Linked DNA regions of Homo sapiens: regions 2 and 3 are each linked to region 1. A link is a loop called in an ENCODE intact Hi-C map of the cell type or tissue named here. Cell type or tissue: mammary epithelial cell. All regions are shown on one strand. Links, peaks and the distances in the headings refer to the core of each region. The heading gives the core; the rest is flanking DNA.

What was found. Hi-C counts contacts between places; a loop is a spot of excess contacts. Peaks named below come from ENCODE experiments on the same cell type or tissue, not always from the same donor. Only the 100,000 strongest peaks of a DNase experiment are listed, where the experiment ranks them.
Region 2: a loop joins it to region 1, with 4 times the contacts of the local background. A loop is called at or near these places in 12 of 110 quality-filtered maps.
Region 3: a loop joins it to region 1, with 4 times the contacts of the local background. A loop is called at or near these places in 13 of 110 quality-filtered maps.

Annotation. Positions count from the first base shown.
Region 1 is chr1:43,930,737-43,936,593 of GRCh38, reverse strand. ARTN (artemin) reads right to left here and starts at 2,793. Exons shown (of 5, transcript NM_057091.3): 1 at 2,709-2,793; 2 at 2,334-2,482; 3 at 878-1,004; 4 at 363-501; 5 at 1-292. The coding sequence starts at 937. ST3GAL3 (ST3 beta-galactoside alpha-2,3-sialyltransferase 3) reads right to left here. Exons shown (of 12, transcript NM_006279.5): 12 at 5,435-5,857. RefSeq lists silencers at 79-128, 2,152-2,201, 2,752-2,841 and enhancers at 73-667, 668-1,262, 3,352-3,401, 4,031-4,531, 5,717-5,776. In mammary epithelial cell, for the core only: CTCF peaks have their summits at 1,662 (motif pointing right) and 2,212 (motif pointing right); DNase peaks (open chromatin) are centred at 773, 2,213, 2,973 and 3,603; H3K4me3 peaks cover 3,642 bases; H3K27ac peaks cover 3,556 bases.
Region 2 is chr1:43,662,018-43,670,147 of GRCh38, reverse strand. KDM4A (lysine demethylase 4A) reads right to left here. Exons shown (of 22, transcript NM_014663.3): 5 at 7,061-7,254; 6 at 4,403-4,452; 7 at 3,593-3,696; 8 at 3,057-3,194; 9 at 2,129-2,376; 10 at 849-1,048. It overlaps LOC124904165 (a long non-coding RNA gene), which reads left to right and starts at 2,316. Exons shown (of 3, transcript XR_007066050.1): 1 at 2,316-2,404; 2 at 3,036-3,290; 3 at 5,157-6,518. RefSeq lists enhancers at 2,637-3,836, 5,478-5,537, 5,828-5,907. In mammary epithelial cell, for the core only: no CTCF peak of the experiment used is centred there; a DNase peak (open chromatin) is centred at 3,247; H3K27ac peaks cover 1,618 bases.
Region 3 is chr1:43,234,129-43,242,258 of GRCh38, reverse strand. It overlaps CFAP57 (cilia and flagella associated protein 57), which reads right to left. Exons shown (of 23, transcript NM_001378189.1): 20 at 7,846-7,980; 21 at 7,621-7,764. All of the region lies in intron 1 of LOC105378685 (a long non-coding RNA gene), which reads left to right. LOC124904164 (a long non-coding RNA gene) reads left to right here. Exons shown (of 2, transcript XR_007066042.1): 2 at 4,580-4,913. Among named protein-coding and RNA genes, the nearest start is that of TMEM125, 32 kb to the left of the region's middle. In mammary epithelial cell, for the core only: a CTCF peak has its summit at 3,970 (motif pointing left); no DNase peak of the experiment used is centred there.

The sequences.
Region 1 (5,857 bases), core at 1-4,000:
CTGAGGTCGTGTGGAGAGCGCGCGCGGCGGCAGGAGCCGCTGCAGAAGCGGAAACGCACCAGCTCGTCGGAGCGGTGGCCCAGGCCGAGCGCGCGCACCGGCACCAGCTGCGAGCGCAGGCGGCAGCCCCGCGCCCCCGCTGCCCGAGCGCGGCTGCCCGGGCCCCCAGCCCGCGCCGCGCGGCCCCCGCGGGGAAGAGCAGATGGGGGTGCAGGCGGCGGGGGCGCGGGCCGAGAAGGCTGCGGCGGCGGCCGCCGGGCTCTTCCACTGCACCAGCGGGCCGTGCGTCCCCCTGGAATGAGACCCAGTCACGCGCGGTGTCCCGGGCCAGCCCCGCCCCGCCCCCTCGCCCTCTCACCTACCCGGCAGGTGGCCGGCGGGGGACGCCAGGACAGGCGGGGGGCCTTCGCGGGGGGCAGGGCTGCGGGGCGCGGAGCCCAGGGAGGCCTCTGCGACGCTGCTCAGCAGAGCCAGAGCGGCCAGGGTGGGCCACAGGGCAGGCTGCGCGGAGAGACCAAGTGGAGCCTCAGGGAGAAAGAGGGCACCCAGGTGGGCTTGGGGAGGAAGGACCTCAAGGAGGGGCTGTCCTCGGGCTGAGATCAGGCCGGGCATGGGCTCCTAGCTGTGTGGAGGGGAAACTCAGGAAGGGCCTAGGTTCCAGTATAATGGGTTTGCTGCCTCTGGGAGCCCAGGGGAGGAATCACCTGAGTGCACCGACCATTCAGAGAAGTCCCGCTCCTCCTCCCATTCACCTGGTCCCTCCCTGACCATTTTCCCTCCCACACCTAACCGCTGCCCAAGCCAAGCCCTGCTCTCCCTCACCAGTCAAGCCGCCTTTCCTCAGTACCAGGTAGGAGTCACTGGGAGAACCACTCACCTGCTGCCTAGGCCAGGGGCAGTGGGACAGCGTGGAGAGGCCTCCAAGTCCAAGTTCCATCTCTATCAACACCAGGAGCGCCCATCAGCCATTGTTGAGCTGTTCCCCCACCCTCCTGTTGAGGCAGCTTGCAAATTAAGAGATGAGTTATCTTTTGTGGGGGACCGGCCTGCCACCCCAGTTTCTCCAGGTGAGGAACAAGGGGCCTACACAGCTAGACTCAACCCAGCAGAAGTAGCTGCACTGGGAACCTTACTATGTGTTAGGTGCTTTGCAGCTATTCTTTCACAACTCCATGAGGTAAATGGTTTAATCCCCTTTTTCCAGATGAGCAAACAAGGCTCAGAGAAGCTCAGAGGTTGTCTAAGGTTACAAGGTCACACAGCTGGAGGGGAGAGAGGGGTCCTCTTTTCCCAGAACCTTCCTGCTCTGCGTTGTAGGTCTGGAGATGCCAGAAGTGGCTGGAAGGAGTTATAGCTGGACACACTTGGTCCTACAGAGGCCTTCACCCCAGGCTGCCGGAGAGGAAGCTGAGGGCTGGAGAAGAATTAGGGTGCTAGCTGGTCACTCTAAGAGTTATCTAATGATAGTGAGCCCCAAGCCTCAGCCTGTGCTGCCCACCCAGAGCTGCTTCACCTCGCCCCTCTGTGAACTGTGTTCTGGACCCAGAGCCACCTGAGTTCTCTCCTCTGACTATAGGTGTCCCTCGATGACCACAGAGCCGGGGGATGGTGGGAGCTAATGGGCCCTCTGAAAACATGGGGCCTGGGTCATGGCTTCCTGTGGCCACAAGGGGGCAGAGTCTGCCAAGCCTGCAGATTCCAAGCAGGGTGGGCTTTTCCATCCCCTCAGCTACACTCAGGCCTGAGCCACTCCCAGGAGGGCCAGCTAGGCTTCCATACCAGCCTGGTCTCTGAGAGCTGAGCCACCCTGGGAGCTGGTCTAGGTCTGTCCCCCTCCCAGCCTCCTATGGATCTGGCAGCCTAGTCATGCTCCTAGAAGTTTCCCCCTTGAGCCATCGTTCCTGATCCCAGCCAGCCTTCCTGAGCTCCCACTGCTAGCACTCCCAAACACCCTTTTGGGGCCCTAGAGCCTTCGTAAGTCCTCATTAGCCAGCCTCCTCTTGGGTCCCAGCTACCACCCTCATCCCCATCCTTTAGCACACAGAATGCCTGCACACCTGTGGAACAGACCCCCAGGCCTTCCCGGGGTTGTCCTCCAGGTCCTGGTGTGTGCCTCTTGGCTAAGTGGAATCAAGGCCTCCGAGCCAGGCCAGTGACTGTTGTCCGTGATGGAGGGAAAGGCAGGCAGGGCAGCCTTAGGAGCCCTCTGCGCTAGGGGGAGCCCGGGAGCAGGTCTCTTGAGGGCAGCTCAGGCCCTGCCTCCTACCTCCTTGTGGTCTAGGGCCATTTGGTTCTCTGGCCCTTGCCTCCCCATCCACCAGCCCGCTACTCACCACGGGGTCCTGCACCTTGTTCTTCTAGGCACCTTTCCGGGGACCAGTGCTGGGCTCTCCCCCGAAGCTCAAACAGCGCATGCCCAGGACTGTACACCTGGCAGTGCCTCTTTTAGCCAAAAGTGTGGCCTTGGCAGCCAGTCTGCACCCTGTAGCGGCAGCGGGAGCCTCACATTACAGTGGGCCGGCAAGGCCAGCACAGTCCAACAAGCGACAAGAGGGACTGAGGGGCTGGGAGGGGCGGAGAACTGTGCCGAGGGCCCAAGAGAGGGAGGATGCAAGAAAGGAGAGGAGGGGGGTGGTCCTGTCCTCTCCCCCAGCCCAAGAGCGTCCATCCAGGGCTGGGACCAGAAACAGGCAAGTGGGCTGGCTTACCTCGGGTGTGGGGCTCCAGGCCCGGGTGGCAGCGAGGGCTGGGGCCCGAGGGACCTGCTGCTGGCGGAGCCCCCGGGCCTTGTCTGGGGGCCGGGCCCAACTCCATCCCTCAGCAGCCTCCTGCCCGCCGCCGCAGCCGTCCGGTGTCAAATTCCAGCCCCAGCGTCACCAGATCCCGGGGTGGGGCTGGGAGCGCCCCTGCCCCGCCCCACCTTTCGGGGCTCACCTGGCTGCTCCACCCGTCGGATCCAGTCCCCCCTAGCTTGGCTAGGTCCCCCGAGGTTGGGAGGGGGGTAGATGCTGGGAGGGGCCCCTCGGATATGGAGAGTAGAGAACTCGAGCGGTGGAGAGGCACGGAAACCGGGAGTTGAGTTTGTAGACTCGCGAAGTAGAGAGCTGGGAGGCCGGGCCGAGGGCGGGAGAAAGTGAGTGAGGGCGGGGAGCGAGGGGTAAGCCGGTCCCTGCGTGGGGCGGCTGACTGCTGGTACGTGCAGATTTGGGGGTCCGGCTGTCTGCCCTGCAGCAGCTGCTCTCTGCTCCACCCGATTCTTCTCTCAGCGGCCAGTTCACCTGCCTTGTTGGGTTGCTTAGCCTCTGCGCAGCTTTCAGGATCTGACTCTGCTCTAGTCTCCCCACAGCTCACCTCCTGTGCTGCTTAGGGCTTGGAGTACGGACACACTTGCAAACACGGGAGTCACTGGGGCACAGCAGGGGCAGTGTTGGCAGAAGTGGGTACTGAGGGCTGAAGGCAGGGGTCACAGAGGAGGAACATCTGAGCTGAGTCTTGAAGTAGGTAGCTGGAGGGCAGCATTTCAGATGCCTAATTATGGCAATTTGGCAGGTGGGTTGAGGGCTGGGTGAGTAACATGGATGGAAAGATCCTAACACTGGGGACCATGGGAGGGTTTTGAGCAGAATGGTGTAATCAGACAGGCATTTTTTGTGGATGACTCTGGCTGTAGTAAAGAGGATGGGGTTGGAGAGAAAGGTGGAGGCTGCTGTGGAAAGAGGATGAGGTCTGATGCAGGGCATGAGGGGAGCGTGGGGCTGCCAGGCCCCAATCTGGAACACGCAATTTTGAAAATTCATTAGTGCCTGACTGGATAGGGTGAGGAGGTAGGTAGACCCTGCAAAAGTGTGCCTTTGGCGGGGTGACCTGGGGGAGGGGTACATCCCGGCTCCTGGGAGGAAAGGCAGGGGCTCATGAGTTCGGTGTTGGACATGTTGAGTTGGAAGGGCCTGTGGATTATCCAAGTGGAAATGTTCAGGAAGCCGGTGAATTTGTAGCCTGGAAGGAAGCAGAGAGAGCTGCGCTGGCAAAGGCAATTTGGGAATTGTCAACCAACTGGCAATTGGAAGCTGTGGTCAGGGATGAGAGTGCTGGGGATGTGTGTGGACCAGCTGTACCCTGGCTATGCTTCTGAACCACTAGGGACCTTTAAAAACTACCCACATCCGGGCCTCAACCCAGACCCAAATCAGACTTTCAGGGTGGACATGTGCAGTTTTCAAATTGCACAGGTGATTCTGGTGCATGGCCAGGGCTCAGAACCATAGCTGGTGTGAAAGTAGTTTTCCGCGGTGGTGAGGACTAGAAGTCAGACCACAGAGAACTGCTGCTGGAGGTGGTGGGGCTGCTGCAGGCGTGCCAGGAGCCCCCTGGGATAGGAGGCCAAGCAGGGAGCAGTCTGCTCTGTCACCTCCCACAACCGGCTGCTCAGTTGGGGCACCTGCCTTGGGGCTTTTTCAGCCAGGGACACCACTTATGGCCATTCAGCCTATGCCCTGTACAACTCCACGGGGCACCATCCAGGCAGGAACATGTGCATGGTAGTGGCCTTATTTCCGGTAGAAATGGAGGGGGTTTCTGGGTTGACCTGTCCCTCAGTCAGGGCCTCCCTTACCCCCCTAGCCCAGGAGGCTTCTGCCTAAGGCCGGCCACAGTGGGAAGGAGCATGTGGGAGGCTGCTGGTCCCTGGGATGGCCGGGACTCCAGCCTTAGGGCTCACCAGTGGGAGGGCAGCCCAGGGCTGCCTGGAGTCTTGGATTGGGGTGGGCAGGAGAGAGGAGCAGGAGCCGGCCACCCCACTTACTGCCTGCCACAGTGGCAGTGTGTGACAGAAAGCTCACTTCATGGCCTCAAGTGCAGGCGACAGTCTGGTCTGTCCATTCTCAGGCCTGCCTGGGGATGCTGGGGAAGAGAGGGATCAGACTCTAGGACTCTTAAGAAGGCGACGTGATATCTTTTCTAAAGTATGACAGAGGATACCTAGAGCAGGGCTGAAGGGAGAGGGTGTGCCTCTGTGCTAATGATTGGGGCTGGGGCATGTCCTTCCCAGAGGGACGGGAGTGTCAGTAGTAGGGTAGGTCTGTGAGCCTCTGCTTGCTGCAGGGGCTCAGCAGTATATCTTTCCTGTGCTTGCAGGAATATCTGTCCTTCCAGAGGTGGGGCTGTGGCACCCCAAGGCAATGTCCTAGGGCTCCAGTCCTGTGCCTCTGTCTCCTCTAAGAGTGTGCCCTGAAACCTCTGGTCTCAAAGCAAAGAGGATACAGGAGATGCTCCAGAGGCCTCTGGATGGCTACCTAGGTCCTGCATTGACACAAGAAGTGAAAGGGACCCAGGACTCTGTGGACTGGAGAGAGGGCCCGAGGGTTTGGCATAGTTGCTAAGGCTTTAGGTTCCTGTTTCTTCCAGGAAAGTCAGAGAAGGCAAAAAGAGGCCAGGCTCAGGGAAGAGCTTTATTGCTTCCATGGGGGTGGCCTGGGACGGCTGCCACAGCTTGGGTAAGCTCCTTGGGCCTCACTTCCCTTTGGTCCAGGCTAAAGGCAGAACCCAACCACCTGGCAGTCTTGTTGCTGAAACCTAGAACATGTGGCAAGTTGGTGAGTCCGGGCCTGCGGTAGTCCTATGGATCAGCTGCAGCTGTGGAGGGGAGCTCTTCCCAGCAGGCGGAGCTGGGCGTCACCCTCCTGAGCTTTAAAGTTCTTTCTGCTATAGCCCTGGGGCGGTCTTGTTGGCTCCGAAGGGATGGCTCCAGGGTTTCCCCATGGGACAGCTAGGGCTGGTGAGTGGGAATACCCCGCCTTCTCCCCAAGAAAGGCCAAACAGTGTCATGAGCTGGAGGGGGCTGGCTTGAGATCCTGCCCAC
Region 2 (8,130 bases), core at 1,734-5,733, 270 kb after region 1:
CTCTCTTAAAATATAAATGGCTTCTTAAGCTTCCAAGTGAGCAAATGAAAATGGCAGACAGCCCTACATCATCTCCTATTTCTCCAGCGTCACCTTCTGGTCACACAGCTGCCTTCCACCCTAATATTCAATTGAGGGAAACTCCCCACCAGTTCCCCCAAGTGGACCATGCTATTAATATTTCCCATCTCTGCTGGGAACAGTGGCTCACGCCTGTAATCCCACTTGGCATTTTGGGAGGCCGAGGCAGGCGGATCACCTGAGGTCAGGAGTTCAAGATCAGCCTGGCCAACACGGTGAAACCCCATCGCTACTAAAAATACAAAAAAAAATTAGCCAGGCATGGTGGCAGGCACCTGTAGTCCTAGCTAGTTGGAAGGCTGAGGCAGGAGAATCGCTTGAACCCAGGAGGCAGAAGTTGCAGTGAGCCAAGATTGCGCCCCTGCACTCCAGCCTGCATGACAGAGCAAGACTCCATTTCAAAAAAAAAAAAAAAAATTCCCATCTCCATGCCTGTGCCCTGCTCCTCCCATCTGGGACTCCCTTTCTACATCCCTCCTCTCTCTCTGTCCGCCTGGGAAGGTCCTACTTACCTTGTAAGAGTCACCTTCACCAAAACCTCCAGTGTTTCCCTGACCCCTGACCAGGCAGAGGGAGGAGCTTTTCCCTACGTGTCCAGTCCTCCCTGTACATCCCTACCCAAAGCACTTCTCACACTCCAAGTATGCTATCTGCTCACGGACCTGTCACTCTGCCTTTTTTATTTCTGACCCAGCACTCAATATGGCATCTAACACGGGACACATATATGAGTTAGGGTTGTGGAAAATACACCATAGTCAACTAACCTGGGAAGGTAAGACCATCCTCAACTTGCCGCACAGAGCTATGGGTGGGCCTCACAGGGGCGAGGGCTGCCGGGCACTCCGTCATCTCATACTGCTCAGAACTCAGATCCTCCTTGGGGAAGAGCTCACTCTGACTCACCTCCTGTGGTATTTCAAGACAAACTCGGTGCCTCTTTGTCCCTATTCGGTGCTTGGCCAGGCTGCAAGGGAGAGGGCAAATCTTTTAAGAGCCCACATATACATCCACTTACTCAAACACATTCATACACATCCACACACAACCCAAAGTGAATGGCCAGAGCCTGTCAGGCCTGGCTCAAAACTCAGGGACACCTCTTATTTGTGACTTGAGACAAGGGACTTCACCTCTCTGACCTTGTTCAATCATCTGGAAAATACAGGTATTACCACCCACCTAACAGATTTGTTGTGAGGATTAAGAAAAGGTATGCAGAGTAGCTGGCAAAGTGCCTGGCATATAGCAGGTACCAAGGAACGGTTCCTCCTTTCTTTCCCATATGGCCCAGGATAAATTCTCCTCAGAGCACAGATCCCCTGGCTCAGCCACCAATAGCACTGCAGACTTAAATCACGACATTACCAATGCCCTTGAGTCTCATCCTCACTACACTTCTTTTTAAAAGACTCTCTGATATGATGAGAAAACATGACTTTTCTGGCTCAGAGGGAGCCCGACCTTCGCACATAAATGCCCCCGACCCTCATATAACTGACGCCTTGCTCCAGCAGACTACACGCCCACTACAGGTCTCTCATTCAGAAAGTGCCTGAATGCTCTGGCTCTCAGGTTTCTGGAGCCTTTACCAAGAACACTCCCTTAGCCAAGGCACAAACGGCATCTTAGAAACAGCCTCGGCCGGGCGCGGTGGCTCACACCTGTAATCCCAGCACTTTGGGAGGCCGAGGTGGGCGGATCACGAGGTCAGGAGATCGAGACCGTCCTGGCTAACACAGTGAAACCCTGTCTCTACTAAAAATACAAAAAATTAGCCAGGCGTGGCTGTAGGTGCCTGTAGTCCCAGCTACTCGGGAGGCTGAGGCAGAAGAATGGCCTGAACCCGGGAGGCGGGGCTTGCAGTGAGCCGAGATCGCACCACTGCACTCCAGCCTGGGCGACAGAGCGAGACTCCATCAAAAACAAAAACAAAAACAAAAACAAAACAAAACAAAAAAAACAAGAAACAGCCTCTCCACAGATTACAGGACCTACCCAGACATCCCTCCCTCACGCAGCCAGGACAAAAGGGCTGCTGGGTTACCTTGTCTTCAGGTCTCCTTCCTCTCCATCCTCCACCCCTTCCATGTCCTCCTCTGGGCACTCCTCCTCGTTGCCAGCTCTTGGAGGCAGTTCACTCTCCTTAAGAAACTCAGCTGCTTCTGGCGTGGGCAGAGTATGGTCAATAACTGTGTTGTCCTTCCCAGCTTTCCAAAGTTTGTACCTTTCTGGCTGGAACTTTCTCACAAACACATCCATGGAGATCTTCACCATGTCCTTTCTACAGGAGCACTGTCAGCAGGAACCAGAAGAGCACCAGGTGAGCATACCTTGCTGCTTCCAACTCACCCCCACGTCCTAGCTCCTCCCTCCACATGGAAACAAGTGCAAGATGGTTTATAACCAGATTGTTTTGGTTCACAGGCTGAGGGCATGTTATCCTTGCAGGACCTTCAAACATGAAGGGAAGCAGGGAAAAAAAGGCAGAGAGCACATGCTACTGGGGCAAATCTACCTGGGCACTAACTCGGGGTCACAGAGGGTGGTTAGGCTCTGCACTTAGGCCCCCAGGACGGTGAGCCACCTGCCCTTGTTCCCTGTCCAAGCCAGGAACACACAAGCAAGTCTACTACTATCAGTCAAAGGCCCGACCCTGCTGCTTCCCTAGAGTAAAGGAAACCCCTAAAAATTTCAACAGAGAAATCTCGGAATGGATAAACAAGAGTATTAACGTGTGTGGATGTGGTTTTAATGCCTAATGGACTTAAGAACCTCATTTTATACTTCCCAATTCTGAACACATTTTTAAAAATTCCTTATGAACACAAAATGTTAGTACTCTGACACATTGCTAGCTGCTTGTTTCTGAATTCCAGCAGCTCAAAGAAATACTCTAATCACCAGCCAACGTATCTAACCAGAATTTGCTCATTTTTGTCATGGTGTTATAGAAAGAAATCAAGCAGACTTACCAGCACAGCTTGCTTGCCGTACTCAATCCACCGACGGGTAGCAAAATTGGTAGACTCCGCACAGTTAAAACCATGGTTAAAGCCGGCATGGTAACCATAAGGGAAAGTGATCATAAACTCTCCAGCCTCTTGAGTCACCTGAACAAGAGCAGACTTGAAGCAGCTGCTTCAAATGGCAGAAGTCCACAGAACTGGAATTCTGAGCTCCACCACAACTTAGCTGAGTAACAAAGGGTAAGTCATAAAACCCCTGGGGTCCTTGCTGTCTTCTATAAAATGCAAAGCCCAGACATATCAGATGACATGACTATAATTAACCATTCCTCCAAATGAACACTGTTCTAGGGGATCTGACTCTCCTCTGGCACCAGGAAGCTACAGTGGCCCCACCTTTAATGCTCTTAGATCAAAGTGTTGTTACATAGTTTATTTAAGCTTTGGCCCCCTCTTGGTATAGTGATGAACTAGAATAAAACTGTAAAACAAAGGCCAGAAAGGGTGGTGCCTGAGAACTTTGGCATGTAACATCAGCTCACCTTGTCAAAGGGAATTCCATATTTCTTCAGCATTAACGGGGAAATCAGGGTCATCTTGTGGCGGAGAAATGCCTCACAGCTTTGAGCACTTCCTGGGAAAAAGCCTATTTAATTGAAAGGGTACAGGTTAACACAGTGCTCCACACTAGCTCCGCAATCCTGGAGTCACTTCACACCTGTGCTTCTCATCGGAATGATAAAGAGGATGCATCACCAATGTGACCTCTGAGGATCCTTATAGCTCCGCACCAATTCTAAGATTCTGCAATGAGCCTCTAGGCTCACTCCCATGTAGGGCATTACGTGGGTAATGAAATCCTGTTTGGGAAACCAAGGTCACCCAAGCTGCCTCTGTTCTTATAGAGCTTTGAAACTATTTAGGACCTTTTCTCCAGTCACTTGTATCCCTGATCTTTTTTCAGTAATGCAGCTGTAGTATCATCTACCCAGGCTTTCCTATGTTCTCCAGACATACAAATCTAAGTCCACTTAAAAGAAACAAAGCATAAAGTTCAATTTTTTCTTTAACATTTGGGTCTTTAGTGGAAACACCAGTCATACTGGGTCTGGTTCATTATCGCTGGTCAAAGAAACACCCCTGCTCATTAAAACTGAGGCACAGACAGTCAGGACAAAGGAAGAAAAGGCTCCGTCACTGCCCTCTTAAGGTAACCAGTGTGGCTCACCCCCGTCTGCAGGCCTGCAACAGGACCTGCAAGTATCTGACCATGGGGAACGCACATTTTAGTGCAGAGCAAGGAGCACAGCTCATAGGAGGGTCCAATCCAGCAAACAGAAGAGACACAGTACCTTTGGCGAGGCGTTCCAACCGCTTTCCATGCTCAGGTGGAACAGAGTACCTGCAATCACATGAGAGCATCAGAGGCTGGGTGGAGGGCAGGTACAGAAGCTAAGGGACTTATTCCCACTCTCAAAACACCTTGAAATAGCAGATTTTTTTTTTAACTTCCCAAGCAGTAGAAAGGAATCTGAAAAAATGAAATATTAGACTGTTTGGGCACAGGAGTAAGGAGCCCATAAAGAAGGTGAGTGAATTTATTTCTTCTATATTCATTCACTTAATAAGATGTTTATTAAGTGTTCACCATGAGCCAGGATTTACGGTACATAATATTACTCTCCTTTATAATGTTGTTCATATAATAACATTTTTTAAAAGAAAAAAAAAGAAGGATGTCACTATATAACCTCAGTATTTAAAAATGCTCAGTATTTTTAAATGCTTGAAAGGCCTAACTGGGGGCAGGCAAGAGGAAGATGGAAAACAAAGTGAAAGATGGATCTGACACTTAAGAGACCTAGCCCCGTATCTGCTGATGAACCCACTTTCCCTTTATCTCCCCAACAGCTACATATACTGATTACCCAACAATCAATTACCTCTCTACCCAGTAGGGTGTCTAAACACCATAGAAACTGCTCTTCCTAAAAAATGAAAAGTAAAAAAGAACACCTAGGACTATTAAACTTTTGCAAAATTGTTAAACTTTATATTCTGAAACTCACAGTAACTCTGTTTTAACCTTTTTAATCTCTTCTGAAGATTATTCCACAGTAACAACAAATCCTCCCACTGCAAACAGCTTCATTATAAAACAAAACAGAGAAGAAGAGTTGACAAAAATGTCACCTAAAGGACTCTGGGATCCATCAGGCAACCCTATACAGAAGGCTCTGGAGGTCCCACTTCAGAGGACCTAAGAATGTATATAATAACTGGAAAACCTTCTTTTATAAGAGAATTCAAAAATCCAGGAGCAGTGAATTTTGGAGTAAACAATGGTGAAGACACAAAAGCTACATTTACACATCCTACAAGTCTAGCCTTCTGAGGAAGGAAAAACAGGACAGTAGTTAGGAGATAATCATAGGCTCAAAAGGTTCTTTCCCCCAAGATTAGAAACTGGAGAGCACTTGAAAGAAGAAAGGAAAACCCCTGAGAAAGAACATGGCTGAAGATGCTGAAAAAAGACCTGAAAGTGGATATGGTTTTCATGACTCCCCATAATGTGCCCCATGATGTCCCCTCCGGCCTCATCACTCACTTCTCATCGTTTTACACAGCACCCAAACTACAGCAGACTCCCCCTAGCTCCCTAAACACACCACGCCTGGCTAATTTTGTGTTTTTAGTAGAGACGGGTTTCACCATGTTGGCCAGGCTGGTCTCCAACTCCTGACTTCAGGTGATCCACCCACCTCGGCTTCCCAAAGTGCTGGGATTACAGGTGTGAGCCACCACGCCTGGCCCTCATGTGCTGTCTTAATCCAGGAGCTCTGCGTCTGTGGTTCCAACTGCCTGGATACACTTCCCTCAATCTCCCAGCTGCTAAGCCCACCACCACTCCACCCGGTTATGTCCTTCTCATGTTTTAGGTCTCACTTGTCACCTCTTTGAAAGAAGCCTTCTTTAATCCCATCTATCCTTCTTATGTGGACCTTAGCACCCACTTCTTCCCCTTCAGAGCTGTCCCCACACCGTATGAGCATTCTCTCACACTTTCTACCTCCTGACCAGTCTCCTATCTGTGTGAGGGTAGGTATCTCATCCATCTTATTCACTGCTGTTATCTGCAGCACCTTCACTAAAATGCTGAGATGGGCCGGGTACAGTGGCTCATGCCTGTAATCCTAGCACTTTGCAAGGCTGAAGTAGGAGGACTGCTTGAGCCCAGGAGTTTGAGACCAGCCTGTGCAACATAGTGAGACCCCATCTCTACCCTAAAAAAAAAGAAGGAAAAAAATTAGCTGGGCATAGTGGTGCACGCCTGTAAACCCAGCTACCTGGGAGGCTGAAGTAGAAGGATCACTTGAGCCCAGGAGGTCAAGGCTGCAGTGAGCCATAATGGTGCCACTGCACTCCAGCCTGGGTGACAGAGTGAGACCCTGTCTCAAAATAGAAAAAAAAAAATGCTGAGACTCAAAGATGGGTCAGCACAGAGAGAGGAGAGAGAACCAATGTTTGTCTCACCAACAAGAATAACACTCTGGAGAACAGGAAGCATGCTGAATAGCCTCGCAATCCCTTATGTGTTAAGCACACACTGCTGCTCCCCAAGTATTAGTATTTTTTCCATGACGAAAAGAAAGCTTTCTGTCATCTGAGAGAGTGACTCTAGTCTTGGAAGTCTGCTGCTAAGAAATGCCTCAGGCCTGTTCAGAAAAAAAATTAGAAAGCAGTGGGATAGCCTGGAAGAGCCCCCGTGTCTTTGGGTAACTGCCAGCACCCTGCTCTCTAAAGCCTCCCTACTCAAAAGGTGGTCCGAGCACCAGAGCTCCAACAGCAAGCATCTTAGCACTTGAAAGTGTGTTTAAAACATGGAATGTCACCCCAAGCCTGAACCAGGGTCTGCCCTTTAACACAATCCTGAGGTGCTTCCCACGCACAATGAACATGAGCCCGTGCTCTAGCATAGAAGCCCGGTGCCGACTGCAGGCAGACTGTACCAGGACTTTGGTTCTCCAAAGTGCAGGTAGTTGATGCTGTAGAGGTCCATGTCTTCAGTGTGCCAAGCAAAGGATGTCTTCCACATGCCAAAGTACAGGTATGGGGTGTTCACACCCTCAATGGTGATCCCACTCTCCTTTTCCACCAAGTCCAGGATTGTTCTCAGCCGGCCAATATTCCACTCATCAACATGCTGCAAAGGCAATGACAGTCCAGGGCAAGTTACATTTGCATAGAAACCGAGGCTCTGAACCTACAAATCAGAGTAGGTCACAAGTAAGCTGTCATCTCTGACAAACATTGGGAATAATGTCAAAACACTATGGACGTGAAGACCATAGCATTCCTCATTGACTTTCACGGCTACCACTGGAACTGACACCATTTACCTTCAAAGGGCAAATATTACTTTGTGAATACTAGTGTAGGAAAGATGAATAAAGAGATGACAGTCACCTGTTTGTTTTTTCGTTTGTTTTTGAGACGGAGTCTCGCTCTGTTGCTCAGGCTGGAGTGCAGTGGCATGATCTTGGCTCACTGCAACCTCCGCCTCCCGGGCTCAAGCAATTCCCTGCTTCAGCCTCCCGCGCACCTGGGATTACAGGCACCCACCACCATGCCCAACTAATTTTTCTATTTTTAGTAGAGCCGGGGTTTCACCATCTTGGCCAGGCTGGTCTTCAACTCCTGACCTTGTGATCCACCCGCCTTGGCCTCCCAAAGTGCTGGGATTACAGGCCTGAGCCACCGCGCCCGACCAAGAGTCACCTGTTTGAAACCCCAAGAGGAAAAGTTTGAACTGATGCTAAAGAAATTTAGGTCAAAATAGAAAAAAAACTCTATGACCACAAAAAAAAAAATCGCAAAACATGGGAACTATGACAGTGGGCCAGGTGTGGTGGCTCACGCCTGTAATCTCAACACTTTGGGAGGCCAAGGCAGGATTGCTTGAGCCCAGGAGTTCAAGACCATCCTGGGCAACAAAGCAAGGCCCAGTCTCTACAAAAAAATTACAAATTAAAAAAAGTAGCCAGGTGAAGTGGCATGTGCCTGCAGTCTCAGCTACTTG
Region 3 (8,130 bases), core at 1,734-5,733, 700 kb after region 1:
GAGGAAAGATGCTTCCTTCTGCCTGAATGACTAGGGTGGATTCCTAGGAATTGACCCCTGGGCTGAGGCTTGAAGGAGTCACCAAGGAGAGGGTAAAGGGTGTCCCAGACAACTAGAACAGCAGAAGCAAAGGCACAGAATGTGACACAGCTGATGGGGGTGGGGGAGACCTGCAACAGTCCTGCATCACTGGAATGCAGAGTGAAAGGAGGGGAGTCGACAGGAGTGAGGACGAAGCTTGCTGGGGGCCAGGTGGTGCAGGCTCTGCACCCTGGGACCAAACAGTCTCTTTCCTCTTTTCCCACACCTCAAATCTCTGCCTTCCATTTCACACCCAGCACAAGTACCCCAAGGAGGAGCCCCATCCCCAAGGGCCCAAAGAGACTGGCCACTTTGCTCTTAGAGCCCACAGCCACAGTAGTCAGCTTGTCTACAGCAGTTCCTCGTGTATGACCATACAAATACATCACCTGACCACCTTGTTAGATGCCCCTCTGACTCATAGGTCTGGAATGGGCCCTGAAATCCTGCACTGGGCTTCCAAGAGATGCTGCTGCTGGTCTGCAGGCCAGACCACACTTTCAGTTGCAAAGCACCTGAGGGTCTGTATACCAGAAAAGGCAGTTGCAGGCCAAATCTACATAAAATGGACCTGTGCCAGGAACAAACTGTGCTTCTACTTGGGACATTATCTCACGAGTGGTGGCTACGGAGTCAGAGCCCAGAGAACAGGATGGTCTTAAGCACTGTTCTCCCTGAGCTGTGACAAACGGTCCTCTGCTGTGGGGAGGTACCTGTGGAACCCAGAAGGGAGCAGGGGTCGGGCTAGAGACACCGCAATGATTCTTTTCCTCCAGAAATGCTTCATCTAAAGCACAGATCTACACCTTTAGACTTCCAGTATATTACTTAATTTCAGTATTCCTTACAATATAGTTTGGATGTTTGTCTCCTCGAAATCTCCTGTTGAAAACTGATCCCCAGTGTTGGAGGTGGGGCCTAGAGGGAGGTATTTGGGTCATGGGAGCAGATTCCTCATGAAGGGCTTGGTGCCATCCTCGCAGTAATGAGTGCTTGTTCTATTCGTTCCTGCAAGAACTAGTTGTTTTAAAAGAACCTGGCCTCGGCTGGGCACGGTGGCTCACACCTGTAATCCCAGCACTTTGGGAGGCCGAGGCAGGTGGATCATGAGGTCAGGAGATCAAGACCATCCTGGCTAACATGGTGAAACCCCGTCTACGCTAAAAATACAAACAGTTAGCCGGGCGTGGTGGCGGGTGCCTGTACTCCCAGCTACTTGGGAGGCTGAGGCAGGAGAATGGCATGAACCCAGGAGGCGGAGCTTGCAGTGAGCCGAGATCGTGCCACTGCACTCCAGCCTGGGCGACAGAGCGAGACCGGCCCCTTCTCCTCTCCTACTCTCTCTTTCGCCATGTGACACGCCTGCTCCTCTTTTGCCTTCCATCATGAGTGAAAGCTTCCTGAGGTCTTGACCAGAAGCAATGCTGGTGCCATGCTTCCTGTACAGCCCTCAGAACTGTGAGCCAAATAAACCTCTCTTCTTTATAAATTACCCAGCCTCAGGTATTCCTTTATAGTAATGAAATCTCTCTGTCTCGGATGAAATGCCCAGTCCTCATTGTCAACCCCTCATTCTTCATGCTAGGATTTGTACTTGTGTTTCTGAATCAGATGTTTTCTCCATCGAATGCTTTACCCTTTGAACCAACCCAGGCCTTGCTGATTGTAGTGTGATGGGTCCCCCACCAGGTTACTTAAGGGTGTATGTTCACTGTCTGAACCCTCAAGGCCAGGCAGTTAGTCAAGGCCATGGTGCCCAGCTGTGGAGCAGGTGTCCCTGAGAATCCAAACATCCTAGAAGATATCTGAAAACCTACTAAGGAAAACAGTCCCATGGCACATACACAGTAGGTGAAGAGCCAGAAAATTAGCTTAAAAGCAGCTTAGCGATGTGAGGCAAAGCAGGTCTCTAGAGCTGTCCTGCTGCTGCCCAGGAGTGCCCCACATGGAAGACCTAAATAAACTCATCTACTCACCAAGCTGGACTTGTCATTCTTCGGTCTCCCCAGTTTGGGAGGGAGGGTGGGGAACATTACAGTTCCAAATTGTCTCATAACAGTGATAGGTTTCCCGCATTTCCTTTCCAGATGCTGCCTGGTAAAACTCTGCTAGATCCTCCCATGGACCTTCTCCTTGCAGACTTTATATCATGACATGATCAATTCAATACATATTTATTGGGTTATGGACCTTGGACCCTGCCTTGCATGTTAGAGGTGCTCATTAAATATTTGTGAAATGGATGAGAAAATGTATAACTAATGCAGTGGATACCAAACCGAATAAGATGAGATTCTTACTAATAAGGAAGTTACAGACCAAGGGATAAGGGACAGGTGAAAGAGACCAGAACAGAAGGGAAGGTCTTAGAGCCACAGGGGGAAGCTTGCTTGCTTGAGGTCTCTCTCCATTTCTCCCTTCAGTAGGCCTCGCTAAGCTTCACTTCTCCTGATCCTCATTAAATAACTCAATAACAATCATCAGAATAAGCACTAGAAACTGAAAGCACAATTCGAGTTCTCTCACAGTTTGCATCTTTAGCTGCTTCCTCTTTTTGGTCATCTCCATCCATTCTGTCACTGAGTCCTATTGATTTTGTGTCTGAGTTGATTCTGATGTTCATCCTTCCTGCTGGTTTGTCACCAGCTCTCAGTGTTCTCCCTTGTTCTGCTGTAAAGGCCCCCCGGCAAGTGGAGCCCTGCCCTGGCTTCTCCCCACCCCCTCCACCCTCTACAGCCCTGTCACTGTGATTGGGATTTCTGGCTCCTGGTACCTGTTGGTGTGAATGCCTGTTCCTGACCCCCCTGCCAACCTCTGACATCTTCATGATGCTCCCTTACCTAAATGGGTCTCCAGGGCTTGATCCTTTTTGGAGTATGATTGAGGCCCACCACTCAGTGCAGCCTGACTCTCTTGTTCTGTTCATTCATTCATTCATTCATTCACGTATTCATGTAAGAAAAGTAATCTAAGAACCAGTTCCTGAAAGCTTATACTGGTCACTGTGCCAGGCATGGGAGGTCCCGCTTGGCTCCACTGCAGAGCTGCCATGAGAGGCTGAAGCATGGTTGGGCCCCTGCCCAACCCAGTGTGACAGTGTGCAACCCCAGGGGAGACAGAGGAGAAGAGTGTTCCAGGCCCAGAGCCAGGAGGCGGCAAGCAGAACCTAAGGCAGGAAGAGCTTGATGATAACGATAATAAGAGTAACCACAATTGCAAGGGTTGATTGGATCACTGCAAATGTATCAAACAGCATGCATACAGTCCCTCAGTTCATCCTTACACCAACCTTGTGAGGAAACTGAGGCCGTATCTCAGTGGTAGAGCTGGTGTCTGAACCCTGTCGTGCCTCCATCCAGAGAGCCCTGCTCCTCCGTGACTACTGCTTTCCAGGCTCTGCTGTCCCCCCTCACATTTATGTCACCTCCATTCCAATATCTCACATAGTATGATGGCCAAGGACACTCCCAATAAGTATAAGTTGGGCTACCTGCAAAATGTTTTCTGGGGTGGCCTGTGTTCCGAGGGGTCCCGAGGTCACATTGAGGTCGACCGTTTTTGCTTTGGATGGCTTTGTGGATTAAAAATGTGAATGCAATGGGTTTGCCGAGCCTTCTCTTCCTGATCTCTCCCTTGTCAGTTTGACTTCCAAAATCCCCTCCAATCCTCCAGACCCCCACCCAGGTCTACACAGCTGCAGAGGAAATCTGACCTGGGGTCCACCAACGTGCCAAGTCTTGGGGGATGTGAAACTGTTTATGTAAAAAGCTTTCTAAGCAAAGGGGCTCTGCCAAGCTGTCCAGGACTGCCTTTGGCCTTTGGAACTGACTGATGACCCTGGCAGGTCTTTCCGACCTCCGTATTGAGCAGAGAAGAGAAGGGAATGCCTACAGCACCCCCTAATGGCATGGCCTGAGTCGATGCCTTTAGAATATGGCAGTACCTCACAGCCTGGAAAAAGCAGGCAACAGATTTATTCCATGGACTTGGAATCCTTGCATCAGTGACATCTTTCTGGAACCCACAGTCAGTGGGCTCACCATCTGCCTAACTGCACAAATGAGCCATCCTGGAATCCTTCTCCGTTCTTTCAACCTTCCTCCCATGTCTAACCTGACATTTCTATTTGTCATTTCTACTCTGAAATGCCTTTTGACACCACAACTTTCCCCTTTCCAAGTACTTCTCATCTACCCTTAACATGACAGTCATTTCCTAATGGGTTTTTCTGCCACCTGCCTCTTTCCCCACCAGTCTTCCCACCTTGCCAATGGAGTGTTTTGTCTTTTCAAAACAAAGACACCCCTACTTAAGAAACCTTGGGTGGAGCCTGTTTACAGGACAAACTGTACTTTTTGGCATGGCATGGACGCCCTTTCCAACATGACCCTCAGCCACCAACCATTTCAGTGGGTTCTTCTCCACTTGGACTCTCTTCTCGTGGACTCTTGGGTCTCCAAGCACCTCACAGGCCTCACTCTTCTCTGCTTTTTCTCAGGTTGTTCCCACAGCCTGGAAGTCTCTTCCCTGACTTGTTCCACGATCAACCTCTACTCACCCTTCAAGGCTCAGCTCAAATGCCCCTTGCCCCAGAAACCTTCCACAAGTCCTGAAGGCATCACTGAACCCCATTTCCAGGATGAGCCCACAGCACTGCATACAATGAGTTGAGCAGTAATTATTTGTATCTGGTCCAGGTTCCCAATGATTAACTCCTTGAGAGTAGGAACACTATCACGTTCATCTTGGAATCCTCAGTGACTGACACAGAGCTTGCTGTACAAGAAGCCCTCAAAAAATGTGTACTGAATGAATAAAATGCATGTCCTAGATGTTTGTATCTCATAGCAACTCTTATTTTCATATCTGCCAGTGTGCTGAGGAATGGAGTGGGGAGGCTGAGCTCCTGTCTGAATAAACAAATGAGACAGTGACCTCATTTTCTGTTATTTTCTAATGAGTTACTCTTAGATGCCATGTTTGCTGTGGCCTTCCTCAGCCTTTTTGGATTGAAGTGCCAGGGCCATGGCAACTGAAGATGAGGTCCAGCTGGCTCCTGACCAGCACACACCAAGGTCACCAACTGAGGGTCTGGAATCAGTTGTGCCATCCACCCTCCACCCTCCACCCCTGCCACCTGCAGTCCACAGGCACCCGTGGCCCATCCTGTGATGGGCTTCTAGGCTTTCCCACTGGATTTCTACCTTGGTTCTTGGATAGGTCCTTTGCTTGGATGAAGAGGATGGAAATTGCCTTTTTTTTTTGGGGGGGGATGGAGTCTCGCTCTGTCGCCCAGGCTGGAGTGCAGTGGCCCGATCTTGGCTCACTGCAAGCTCTGCCTCCCACGTTCATGCCATTCTCCTGCCTCAGCCTCCAGAGTAGCTGGGACTACAGGTGCCCACCACACGCCCGGCTAATTTTTTTGTATTTTTAGTAGATATGGGGTTTCACCGTGTTAGCCAGGATGATCTCGATCTCCTGACCTCACGATCCACCCGCCTCGGCCTCCCAAAGTGCTGGGATTACAGGCGTGAGCCACTGCGCCCGGCTGGAAATTGCCTTTTTTTTTTTTTTTTTTTTTTTTTTTAGCACTTATTCTGTACCAGGCCAGTGCCTAGTGCCTTATGTGGTTGTCCCATTCAATCTTGCAGGAACCCCCCACTCTCAGGTTGGTGTTTTCTTCCCTGTTTTACATATAGGCAAGGTGGCTCCTTGAGTTAAGGAATTTACCCAAGGTCTCCTGGCAGAGGAGTGGTGGAGCAGGGTAAACCAGGGTCGGCACAGTGGTTTTGAAAACTTTTCTTTTTTTTAAATCTTCCAGACTTTTTTCCAACAAAAAGAGCTCCACTGTTAGCAGCAAGCAGTCTCTTTCTGGTTGAAGGGGTAGGGACCCGGAGACCCGCACCCCCTGCCACACACCCCCCACCCTGGGCCCCTTCTTACTCCCTGCAGTTGCTGGAGTTACTTATTTGGATCCACAGGACTCCCTAGCACATAGGTTACAATGCTGCTGGAGAAAATGTTCTTCCCGGGACTTCATTTGTTGATGGCTCCCTCTGCCAGCCATCAGGGAGTGGCAGGGCTGGGCAGGAGGCCGCTTGGGTCTCCTCTGCTTTCTACCCCACCCTGGCCCAGCACCCTCCGGGGCATAGGGAAGCAGAAGAGGACAGGATGCCCGCCCCAGCAGCCTCATGCTGACGCTCACACCCTCTGGCTAGCCTGTGATCTTCCTCCTCCTACATCGATGTTTGCTTTGGCTGCTTGGCATGGAGAGAGGGACCCAGTTCCTCAGGCCTGTACTCTGGTGACAGGGCACAGAGGGTGCTAGGTGATGTCAGCAGCTGACAACTGCTCCTGCTGTCATCCTGGTTTCCCTTCCCTGCTCACTGCACTCCAGAGCCCCAGGGGGCTCTCCATGCTCTAGGTACTCCAGGCCCTAAGCAGTGGCTCAGTGTGCGGCTGCTGGTGTCTCAGGGCTCCACCAGCTGGAGGCACTTCTATCTCTGGGCCTCCGATGGCTTTCATGGCCAAGGAGTAGGGCAAAGGGTAGATGGACTGGGCTGCTTTTCAGCAGGGACTGGTCGTAAGATGACATGAGACCAGCCCTGCCTGGGTCTGGCCTGAATCACAGTGCGCTCTGCCCAGCTGTGTATGAACTGGCCAAGCTGGGAACTGGTTTGTTTCAATCTAACTGCAACCTGTTCCCATTCCAGTATTTTAATTATGGCAATAAAGAAATGTGAACATAAAAAGGTACGTGCTTTATAAATGTGATTCTGATGTTCCCTTTTGATACTAATTCACATTAATTGCCTCAGATGATACTGATACCCAAACAGAAATCTGGCAGAAGAATCCCGACTGGCAGTCCTGATAACGTGCCTGTGTGGAGGCGGCAGTAATGGGGTCAGGCTCTCTGAACAGCCTATGAAGGATCCAGGGAGGTGGGTGTGAGGCGCTTATTAAACCAGAGTGAGGCCAGCTCTGGGACGTTGTGGCTAACTTGGGACACAAGAGATAAGGGTAGGGACCTGAGGCACCAGAAAAATCAGATGAGGCGTGGCCACGAGATATGGGTAGCAGAATACAAAGGAGCAAAACAAAGTCAGGTGAAATGAGAGTTGGGAATGGAAGAGAGAAGGGAAAGTGGCTCAGGAGAGGTAAGATGATGTGGATGAAGGTCTAGAGGGCCAAGGGGCTGATGAGAGGAGTGAGGCAGGGGACACAGGTGTGCTCTGGATAAAGATGGTGTAGAAAAGAGGAATCGGGTATGTGGAGAAGGGAGGTGGGCATTGGGTGGGGTGGAGGCCAGGGTGCAGCATGGAAGTGCCTAGAAAACCTCCTAGGTGAGCTCTCAGCCACAGTCACAGCCAAGACGAGCTCAGAGGAGAGGAGCCAAAATAAGACTTTAGGGGGAGCTACTGGGCCCCCAGACACCTGGGGAGCCCTGAAGACAGGTGGTCTCAGAGGGACCCTTGATGGGATCTCTCATCTTGGATGGCTTGGCCTCCACAGGGGCTGAGGGGAGCATGCAGGTACCTGCATGATGCGGACGTAGTCTGTGCGGTGCAGCTCGCCCTCCTTGACCACCTTCTTCTTGAGAGTGGCCAGGTTCCTCTCCAGGTGCTCCCGCTGCCGGGTGTACTCCTGCTGCAGGTCTGTGTTCAGCCCTGCGATCTCCACCTGACGGGGCCCAGGAGATTCTCAGTGAGGGAGAGGAGACCCCGGAGGTCAGTGCATGGCAGGAGGGGAGGCTGAGCTTACCATGTCTGCTCGCTGCACGTACTTCTCAAAGAGACCTCGAACCTTCTCCTTCAGCAGCCGCGGTTCCTGAATATAGGCTACGCAGTTGTGGAGGTCTGTTTTAAACCTTTTGACCAGCGCTTCCAAGTCTCGCTCCTGCAATCAGAGACGTTTCCTTCTGGTGCTGTAGGGTGCTCTCGGTGGAGGGGCGGGGGCTGCAGGCAGAGGTTAATGGCACAGAAAGGGAAAAGAGATGCCTCATCTGGGACTTACAGCTGACTGCCAGGGGCCATACTGGGCATAGAA